Linked DNA regions of Homo sapiens: region 1 is linked to region 2. The links are chromatin loops, found by intact Hi-C in ENCODE. Cell type or tissue: ovary. All regions are shown on one strand.

Region 1 (5,000 bases), 110 kb before region 2:
TCTACAGTGATGGACGTCAGATGAGTAATACTACCAGCCCGCCACCAAGGTCTCCTGGGCATCTGCCGGGCTGTGCGTGTGAAGCCTGAGCACGAAAGGGAACCCTGGCCTGGGGGCCAGGAGGACACCCATGTGACCGCGGCGGGGGAGGGCCTGGGGGCCAGGAGGACACCCACCGTGACTGCGGCGGGGGAGGGCCTGGGGGCCATGAGGACACCCACTGTGACCGCCGCGGGGTTGGCCTGGCAGGACCTCAGAGTCCCTGGGGCCAGTCTCAGGAGTGAGCTTGATTTTTCCCGCATACATAACAGGGATCCCCTGAAGGGTGGAAACAGAAAGTGAGGGGATGGGATTTGCATTTCACAAGGGTCACCCCAGCAGAAGTGTAGAGGATGGGTGGACACAGGCCCCAGAGGCTTCCCTGAGAGCCCCCGCCCAGAGAAGCCTGGCTAGGCTCGCACCTGTGGGCAAGGAGCCTCCCCGCCCTCCACCCTCCGGCCCAGCATTGATGAGGCTGGTGTCAAGCCCATCCTCCCTCGGGGGCTGTGTCTGCCTAGGGGCACCACAGCTCCATCCTGGGAGCTCTCTGAGAAGCTGCTCCTATCACCCGCCCTTTGGCAAGAGGCTGTCCCGGGATAGCGTATGCTGCAGAGAGCCTGAAGGAAGCCGTGAATTCTGAAATACTCCCTGGCATGGGGAAGGGGTGGGCCAAGCTCCCAGTCAGTCAGCAGTGCCTGTGCACAGCCTGCTGTGGGCCGGGTGCAGCGCATTGGAGAATCCCCCACGGCGGAGGCACCTGCATCCCACAGTCTCTCCACTCTGCACTCCTTGGCGAGGGCTTCTTAGTGCATTTGTGCCTGAAGGGAACGTCTGAAACAACACGAGCTGGAGCCCAGAGGGTGGGATAGCGCCCGGGGAGCCCCCTGCGGACTCCGGATAAAGCTGACTCATCACTCTCATCTGTGAAACGGAGCAACGGTTCCCACCCAGGGGATGGTGACCATCTGTGACCAGCACAGTAGGCTTTCGGCAGATGTTTATCCATCATCCAGGACCGTGTAGACAGCCCTGTACGCAGCACAGCCCACCGGCATCAGTTGGAGAGACTGTGGCCGCAGAAATGACAGGGGCGGCCTGTGGTTTGCACAATGTCATTATCGCGTGATATGTTAATAATTACCCAGGGAGCCCTGGGAACGTCGATGATGAGACAGTGCAGCCTGTGGAGTCGGGGTTGCGACGTTAATTACCCTGTAAACAGGTGCCATTCACTCTTCCCTACAAACACATGTTTTCAAACTGGCGTCACTGAAGCCTTTTAATTTCACTTAATAGGCACTAGGACTGGCTTTATTTGTCACTAGCGGGAGCTGAAACAGCTAGAAGCTGTGCTTTTTTTTTTCTCTCATTCCAACCAACTGTAATTAAAAACTTGGAGCACTTAGAAGAAAGGTGGGACCCATATTGTACGACAATTTTTTCATTCTTAAAAACAGCAAACAGATATTTTCAAGACACTTTTCTGTCTTCCACAGCCACATGTACACCAGGAACAACCAAACACCACCTAAAGCCACCAACTGATTTTATTTTATTTATTTTTTGAGACGGAGTCTCACTCAATTGCCATGGCTGCAGTGCAGTGGCACAATCTCGGCTCACTACAACCTCTGCTTCCTGGGTTCAAGCGATATCCAGCTAATTTTTGTATTTTTAGTAGAGATGGGGTTTCACCAGGCTGGTTTCGAACTCCTGACCTCAAGTAATCCACCCGCCTTGGCCTCTCAAAGTGCTAGGATTACAGGCATGAGCCACCATGCCTGGCCGGCCGAGTGATTTTAAATGCTGAGCATGGGTATCTGTCTGTCTTCTGTTTTTGGTGAAAGTTGCGGGGCTAAAGGCCACAGTGCTGGACACTCGGCTCTCATCTGAGCTGGGCAGCCACTCCCCATTGGGTGTGGAAAAAAGGCAAGTCCTGGCTCGCTTTTTGGGGAAAACCTATGTTGCTCTTTTTGCTGGACTAATATTTAACATGCCTGAGTAACCATGTGAGCCTCAGCCTTGAGCTGCGATTGGCGGTGGGCAGAGCAGGGACGAGCCATTACAATACCCAGGCTCACAGCAACCGCCGCAATAAAACTGCCAGGAATGACTTGACAAGCAACAGCAGGACCTGCACCAGGAGCGCTGCCAGCCCAGCAGCACCGTGCCAGAGGGACAGCCAGCTCCCGGGAGCAAGCATGAATAGACGAAAAGGAGGAAGACGGCGAGGATTTCCAAATCCCTTTACTATTTAATACGTTTCCATCAAAATCCCAGGAGCATTTGCTTTTTTTTAAGAACTTGCCAAAATGATTGTAAAATTCATAGAATGGCTGAGAAATTTTAGAAAACAAAGAGGAATAAGACAAGCCCTCCTAAACATGAAAAAAATGTGTAACAAACTGATGTAAATGAAAGCTTTAGAAGTACTAGGGCAACAGTAAAGATGTCTGTGGAACGAAGGAATGTCTTCAGACAGACTTGACTGTGTGTAAGAATTTAAACCATGATTAAGACGCACCACAAAGCAATTAAAAATCAATAGATGGTTTCGGGGGAAAAAACTTCTCTGGAAACAAATGATCCATTTAGAAGCTCACTTCATGCCAGGCTCCAGAATTAATTCCAGGAGGATGAAAGAGTTTTTTTTTTCTTTCTTTCTTTTTTTTTTTGATGAAAGAGTTTAATGGAAAACATAAAACCATGAAAATTATGAAAAAATATCTGGGTGAATATTTACTTGGTCTCAAAATGGGAAGGAGAGATGCCTCAGATATGGAGGTTTGAGCACACAACCACTTAAACACAATAAAATTAAAGACAAAGTATTTGCCATAGACATGATCAAACATGATATCCCTAATATATAAGAAGCTCTAAGAAATCAACACAAAACACTAAGACCCATTAAAATAAAATGGAGACCAGGCTTGAGAATCCCCTGAGCAAAGCCCATTAAGCCGTGGAGACAACCTTGACCTTGCTGGTTCTGCAAACCTAAACAAAACTTAACCTGGGCTATTTCTTGTAAATGCCCATATTAAAGAAAAATAAAACTTAAGCCCAACCAATCAGAAGCCGCCAACAACTTACTGAGGGCACCTCAGGACGTTGGCTGTAGCAACTAGCTTGAGGACAGATATGCAACTAAAGGCAGATATACAGCTAGTGATATGGTTGGGCTGTGCCCCCACCCAAATCTCACCTTGAATTGTAGCTCCCATAATTCTCACATGTTGCGGAAGAGGCCCAGCGAGAGAGAATTGAATCATGGGAGTGGTTTTCCCCATGCTGTTCTCATGGTAGTGAATACGTCTCACAAGAGCTGATGATTTTATAAGGGGTTGGCTCTCATTCTCTCTTGCCTGCCACCATTTAAGACGTGCCTTTCACCTTCCCCAGCCACGTGGAACTGGGAGTCCGTTCAACCTCTTTTTCTTTATAAATTACCCAGTCTTGGCTATGTCTTTATCAGCAGCATGAAAACCAATACAACTAGGAATTTTCTAACAGTTGAGACTGAAGAAGGCAACAACATACTCTTATCAAGTATTTTCTTTGTCCAGCTCCCACATTCACACCATAAAAACGTTCCCCTTGTGTTCCCTTCCCAGAACCCCAAACCACCTTTGGACTGGTGCTGCCTGATTCATGAATTGCTGTCTGCTCGAATAAACTCTTCTAACATTTTGTGTCTCAGTTTACCTTGTAACAGACCCCCATGCAAAAAATAGCCATGAGCTCTGCAGGCATTTAATCACAGACCAGTCATTTAAAAGCCCATCTAGGAAAATAATAATGAGATACCTTCTTGCCTAATAAACTAGGAAAGATTTAAAAGCAGGAGGAAAGAGGAATGCAACCTGAGCCCTGTATCTGGTCACCGCTGCAGGGTGTCAATTAGCTGAAGTATTTCAAAGGTGAAAAATGTTCATGTCATTGGACCAGAAGTTCTGCTTCTAGCGTTTTATCCCAAGGCAGGCATTGGAGACGTTGGAAAAGATTTGTAACAGTGTTCAGAGTAGCTTCATTTCTAATAGCAAGGTGCTGGACCCATAGTCTTGTGCAAATGTATTGGATGATGGAAAATAATGGTAATAATGCCGTGGGTTAACTATGGAGGTTTACCCCCACATGGGACCCAGCCCTCCCCACTCCCTCAGGTGCCCCCTGCCTCATCCCTGGACTTGGCCCCCGTGCCTCATGTAGCAGCAAGCCCACCTGTCCTCTCTCACAGTCCCTCACACAGACATAACACACCCAACATGCACACAACCCACACTGCAAACACAGTCAAGATGGGTCCCAAGCCCCACTCCGAACCACAGTGTGGCTCTTGAGCCCCTCCTAGGTAGACATGCTGGAGCCCCTACTACTTGCAGCCCCCAGAAGGAGGCTACAGATGCCAGGGGTGGCAATCCCAGGTCTGGCCACTACTAGACCCCAAAGCACAGGGCAAGAACTGGAGAAGGCCCGTGGAGGAGGAGGCTAGGAGGGGCGCCTTCCTCCCCAAAGAAGGGCCATGCCTGTACCCGCACTGTCTATACGGGCCCAGGAGATTCCAAGGCACCTCCTAGACTCACTGGACAGACAGCAGGCATGCTCACAGCATTTGAGGGCTTAGTGAGGTGGGCTGGGGGCTTCTGGTCTCTCCCTAGGAAGCTGGAGCAGCGGGGGGCTCTACTCATTGACGGCAGCCCTTCCTCCTGATTCACCCCAACCCAGCTTCCCAGCTGTAGGCCCCAGAAGCCCCCAGGACCGCCGAGTGACCTAAACCATCAGTGGCAGGGCTCAGCAGGTGGGGAAGGCGAGCCGGCTCCGGGGACGAGCTAAGGGTCGAGGGAACCACGAGGCCACAGGCTCCAAGGAGGCGGCCTATGTGGGGACACAGCACCTCTTTTTATTTGGAGGCTCTGTCCTGGGGCAGCTGCCACTAACTCTGGCTAAAGAGCGACCCT
Region 2 (5,000 bases):
GCTGGGAGCGAGGAGATCCACCTTGGTGCTCAGGTTATCGTCTTTAAACAGCATTTGACACTCATGAAACCAAGGCCCTGCAGGCATGGCTCCATCTCAGCTTGAGGCAGGAAGTCATCAAAGAGTGGAGCCTCATGCCGGAGCCCCAGGATACGAAAGCCTCCCTAGGCCAAAGACAGGCCAATTCTAGGTTCAAAAAGAATAATGACTGCAGGTGACTGAAACCCACTGAACAGGTAAGAACCTATGCTTTCATGATGATACTCAGCAAAAGAGATCACAAGACAGAAAAAGAAAGAAAAATCTATTTAACATTGGAAGTAACCAGGGGACCAATTCCTCACCCTGGAAACTGGTAATTAAGGGAAAAGAATTAAGCATTTATTCTGCCTTCCTGCATTTGAGAGTAACTAAATAGTCTGAGGGATGAGCAGAGATGCTTCTTTTTAGAGTTCCAACAGCTAAATGAGGAAAGACTGATAGAAATATAAAATTATCATCTTGAATATCCTAAGAACATAATTAATTCAGGCAAAGATCATGGATGGATGAGACCATTAGATAAAAAGCTGATGGAGAAATTCACAAGGTAGGCATCAGGCTGCTACGCTCTGCCACCCAACTTAGCATCCCTGAGTGGGGCGACTAGACCTACGTGCCCCCACCCTGCTGTAGTAACAGGGAAGCAGTCTTAGGGAGGGAGGGAGACAGACAGAGAGAGAGAGGAAGGGAGAGAGGAAGAAAGGAAGGAAGGGAGGGAGAGAGGAAAGGAGGGAGGAAAGAAGGGAGGGAGGGAGACAGGAAGTAAAGGAAGGGAGGGATGGAGGAAGTAAAGAAGGGAGGGAGGAAGTAAAGGAGGGAGGGAAGAAGTGAAGGGAGAGAGGGAGGAAAGAAGGGAGGGGTGGAGGAAGGAAGGAAGGAAAGGAGGGAGGGAGGGACAAGAGAAGGGAGGGAGAGAAGAAGGAAAGAAGGGAGGAGGGAGGCAAAAAGGAAGGAAGGGAGGGAGGGAGGGAGGGAGGGAGGGAGGGAGGAGTGGAAATGGAATCTACCAGTTCTTTGCAATGAACTTCCAGTTTACAGGGCAAACGGGGTAGAGGAACAGGTCAAGTGACCCCACAAGGATGTAACCAGGTGCATCTCCAATGCAGATGTCCCATGGGATGACTGGCTGGGTTTTCTCAACGAGGCAACTGCATGGGGGAAAAGAGTGGGGGATTCCACTAGATTAACAGAGCTGTAACCTATAGTGACAGGAAGCAGATGAGTGGTTGTGGGGACGGGGAGGGTTGGTAGGGAGGGATAGTGGGGGCTGCAAGGACACCTTTGAGGGTGAGGAACCTGTTCATTATCTCATCTGTGGTCACAGCTTCCCAGGTGTGTGTATATGTGTAGCTAAGTCAAAAGCTGTCAAACTGTCCATCTTAAATATATGCAGTTTAAACCTGTATGTCAATTGCAACTCAATAAAGCTGTTAACATTTTTTTTTAACAATTTGAGAGACATGACAACAAAATGAATAGTGTGAACCCTGCGTGAATCCTACTTTTATCAAAACCACCGTAAAGAGATGTTTTGGAAAATTTGGGGGAATCTGAGTGTGAACTGACTATTAGATGATATTAAAATGTTCAAATTGCCAGGTGCGGTGGCTCATGCCTATAATCACAGCACTTTGGGAGGCCGAGGCTGACAGATCGCTTGAACTCAGGAGTTCGAGACCAGCCTGGGCAACACAGCAAAACCCTGTCTCTACCAAAAATATAAAAAGTTAGCTGGTGTGGTGGCACACGCCTGTGGTCCTAGCTACTCAGGAGGCTGAGATGAGAGGATTGCTTGAGCCCAGGAGGCAGAGGTTGTAGTGAGCCGAGATCATACCACTTCACTCCTGTCTGGGTGACAGAGTGAGATTCTATCTCAAAAAAATAATAATAATTTTATCAGGTGTGACAATGGTATCATGAGAAAAGACATCCATATTTTCATGTAAAAATTTCTTTTCTTTTCTTTTTTTTTTTTTTTTGAGACAGAATCTCACTCTGTTGCCCAGGCTGAAGTACAGTGGCATGATCTCAGCTCACTGCAAACTCCGCCTCCCAGGTTCAAGCGATTCTCCTGCTTCAGCTTCCTGAATAGCTGGGATTACAGACGTGCGCCACCATGCCTGGCTAATTTTTGTATTTTTAGTAGAGATGGGGTTTCACATGTTGGCCAGGCTGGCCTCGAACTCCCAACCTCAAGTGATCCGCCTGCCTTGGTCTCCTAAAGTGTGGATTACAGGTGTGAGCCATCACGCCTGGCCAAAGTTTTCACTGAAGTAAGACATACAGGCAAGCTCACAGACGACTGGTGTATACACAAAATAAGCACCCAGATCAAAAGACAGCACTCCTGCCATTCCAGACGCCCCCTCCTCAGGTGGCCCCCTCCCAGTCACTGTCACCCCCACGGTAAGTAACCACAAGGGTCCCAGGAAAACCTGTTATTCCAACACCAAAGATTACTTCTTCCTGTTTTGGAACATTCTATAAATGGAATCACACAGTATATGCTCCAAGCAGGGGTCTGGTTTTCCTTTTGTTAAACATTATGCCTGTGAAATTCATCCATATTGGCATGTGAACAGGCATTTTAGACACATGTGTGATGTGTATGGGGGAAAAGTGACATGTGGTCTGAAATATGCTTCAAAATACGCCAATAAAAAACCAGGGATGGATGGATGCAGCAAAATCTTGAGGATCATTGACTTTTGCTGATGGGTATAAGAGGGCTTACTCTATTCTTCCTTTTGCATATATTTAAGATGTTTTACATTAAAAATGTAAAACCTCTTTACAGGTCAGGTGCGGTGGCTCATGCCTGTAATCCCAGCGATTTGGGAGGCCGAGGCAGGCGGATCACGAGGTCAGGAGATCCAGACCATCCTGGCTAACATGGTGAAACCCCGTCTCTACTAAAATACAAAAAATTGGCTGGGTGGGTGGCGGGTGCCTGTAGCCCCAGCTACTCGGGAGGCTGAGGCAGGGGGAATCACTTGAACCTGGGAGGAAGAGCTTGCAGTGAGCTGAGAAGGCGCCACTGCACTCCAGCTTGGCGACAGAGCAAGATTCTGTCTCAAAAAAAAAAAAATTAAAGAAACAGGTTGTATGACATAAAGCTAGGATACTATGGCCAAGAAACTGTGGTGAGGGTCCCCACATCACTCCTTGTCTTTCCCTCCCAGATGAGCTGAAATGCAACACTCTCAGACTCTCCTGCAGTGACACAGGGCCACGTTGCCCAAGTTCTGGGCAACGGAACATGGGCCAAAGGAGCGTCATCCACTCCTAGGCCTGCCTGGATGCACAGATGAGCTTTTGTATGTTGAGCCCTGAAGACGCTGGCGTTTCTGTCGCTGTGGCCTGCCTAGCCCTAGCGTAACACCACATTCTAAAGCCTGCAGAGAGCGCTGCCTCCTGGCCTCAGCTATGCGGCATCGTCAGACACCAAAGACCACAGCGCGTGCTTCTGCGGGCCTAAAAGTATTGCCTGGCTACTTCTGCAGATGGATTTTAATAGTAGAATTGGTTTTCATGAGACATTGTGATTCTTGTCCTATATTTAATCCTAAGCGTTTTAAAGTTTGCTTTCATCAATTTAGTCTTCATTTGCTGAAGACTGATTTTCTTTTTTCTTTTTTTATTGTAATTTTATTATTATTATACTTTAAGTTTTAGGGTACGTGTGCACAATGTGCAGGTTTGTTACATATGTATACATGTGCCATGTTGGTGTGCTGCACCCATTAACTCGTCTTTTAGCATTAGGTGTATCTCCCAATGCTATCCCTCCCCACCCCCTCAACGCCACAACAGTCCCTGGTGTGTGATGATGTGAGGTAGGGCTCTACTGCTATTTTTCCTAAGTAAATAATTGTTCCAGCCCCATTTGTGGGTCAGTCCCATCCAGATGGTTTGCGCCTTCAGGATCCTCCTTAGACTTTCAGAAATGTTTGCTTAATGAAACTTTTGAAGAGGTAGATAGGATTTGTTCCCTAATTTACGGCCAATTTCCAGGAGTGGATCGTCTTGCAGTATAGCATAAGTACAGTCATGAAAACCACAAGGATTTTACTACAGATAATAACTATTTTGAAACTTTACTACTCCTCATAATTTGGCCCTTTATCTTTTTCCTCCTGCTTTTATTGGAACATGGAAGTGGCAGATTGCACGGCTTCACCAATGCCAGCATGATCCTATTCAAGCCTGGCACTGTCCCGGACCCCTGCGTGCTCCAGCACTTGCACAGCTGGAGTCGGACCGGAAGTCTCTCGGCGGAGTCCACTCTCTCAAGTCCTGTGGAACCCGCCCCCAGCTCTCCCCAGACTCACTCCCTGCCACCGCAGGGCTTGCTCCCCTCCCTCCAGCACCCACCCTCCTCGCTGTCCCTCAAATATAACAGCTTTCCCACAGCTGGAGGTCTTTCTTTCCCAGACAGCACTTTTCTCCTCGACAGCAGAAACTCAGCCAGCTTTGTCTACTGCAATAGCCCCCGTGCTCAGAATAGTGCCTGCTGATAGAACAATCGTCTCTAAAAATATTGTTGAATGAATGCATAGCTAATGACACACAAGCTGTACCAAGCAATTAATCCTATTAGTATATTTAGTAGCTAATTGTGATATAGAATTTTTAAAAACTCAATCAACGACACTATCCAATTTTGGGTACCTATTTTGAATCACAACTTTCATTTTAACCCTTCTTATCCTTGTCTTATCACCTGGTAGGACCCCGGCCTGACATCTTGTTCTTTGTCTTCCTACATTCTGCCCTGGTATCTGGGCTATCTCCAGCCCCTGGTTCTCCCTCTCCAAGCACACCCATCTCCCCGACACCCCAAGCCATCATCTGCAGGGGTACCACTCATTCACAGGCCCCAACACTGCTCTTCGCAAATGCCAGCTCCCAGTCTAACGACACACGTACCTGCCCCTCAACAATCCACCTGGAGATGG

Evidence for each region. Hi-C counts contacts between places; a loop is a spot of excess contacts. Peaks named below come from ENCODE experiments on the same cell type or tissue, not always from the same donor. Only the 100,000 strongest peaks of a DNase experiment are listed, where the experiment ranks them.
Region 1: a loop joins it to region 2, with 5 times the contacts of the local background. A loop is called at or near these places in 1 of 110 quality-filtered maps.

The regions. Positions count from the first base shown.
Region 1 is chr7:4,186,394-4,191,393 of GRCh38, reverse strand. The region is part of intron 35 of SDK1 (sidekick cell adhesion molecule 1); the gene reads right to left. Among named protein-coding and RNA genes, the nearest start is that of FOXK1, 490 kb to the left of the region's middle. RefSeq lists enhancers at 476-1,356, 4,038-4,783. In ovary, no CTCF peak of the experiment used is centred here; a DNase peak (open chromatin) is centred at 2,136; H3K27ac peaks cover 368 bases.
Region 2 is chr7:4,079,556-4,084,555 of GRCh38, reverse strand. SDK1 (sidekick cell adhesion molecule 1) reads right to left here. Exons shown (of 45, transcript NM_152744.4): 22 at 4,972-5,000. Among named protein-coding and RNA genes, the nearest start is that of FOXK1, 600 kb to the left of the region's middle. In ovary, no CTCF peak of the experiment used is centred here; no DNase peak of the experiment used is centred here.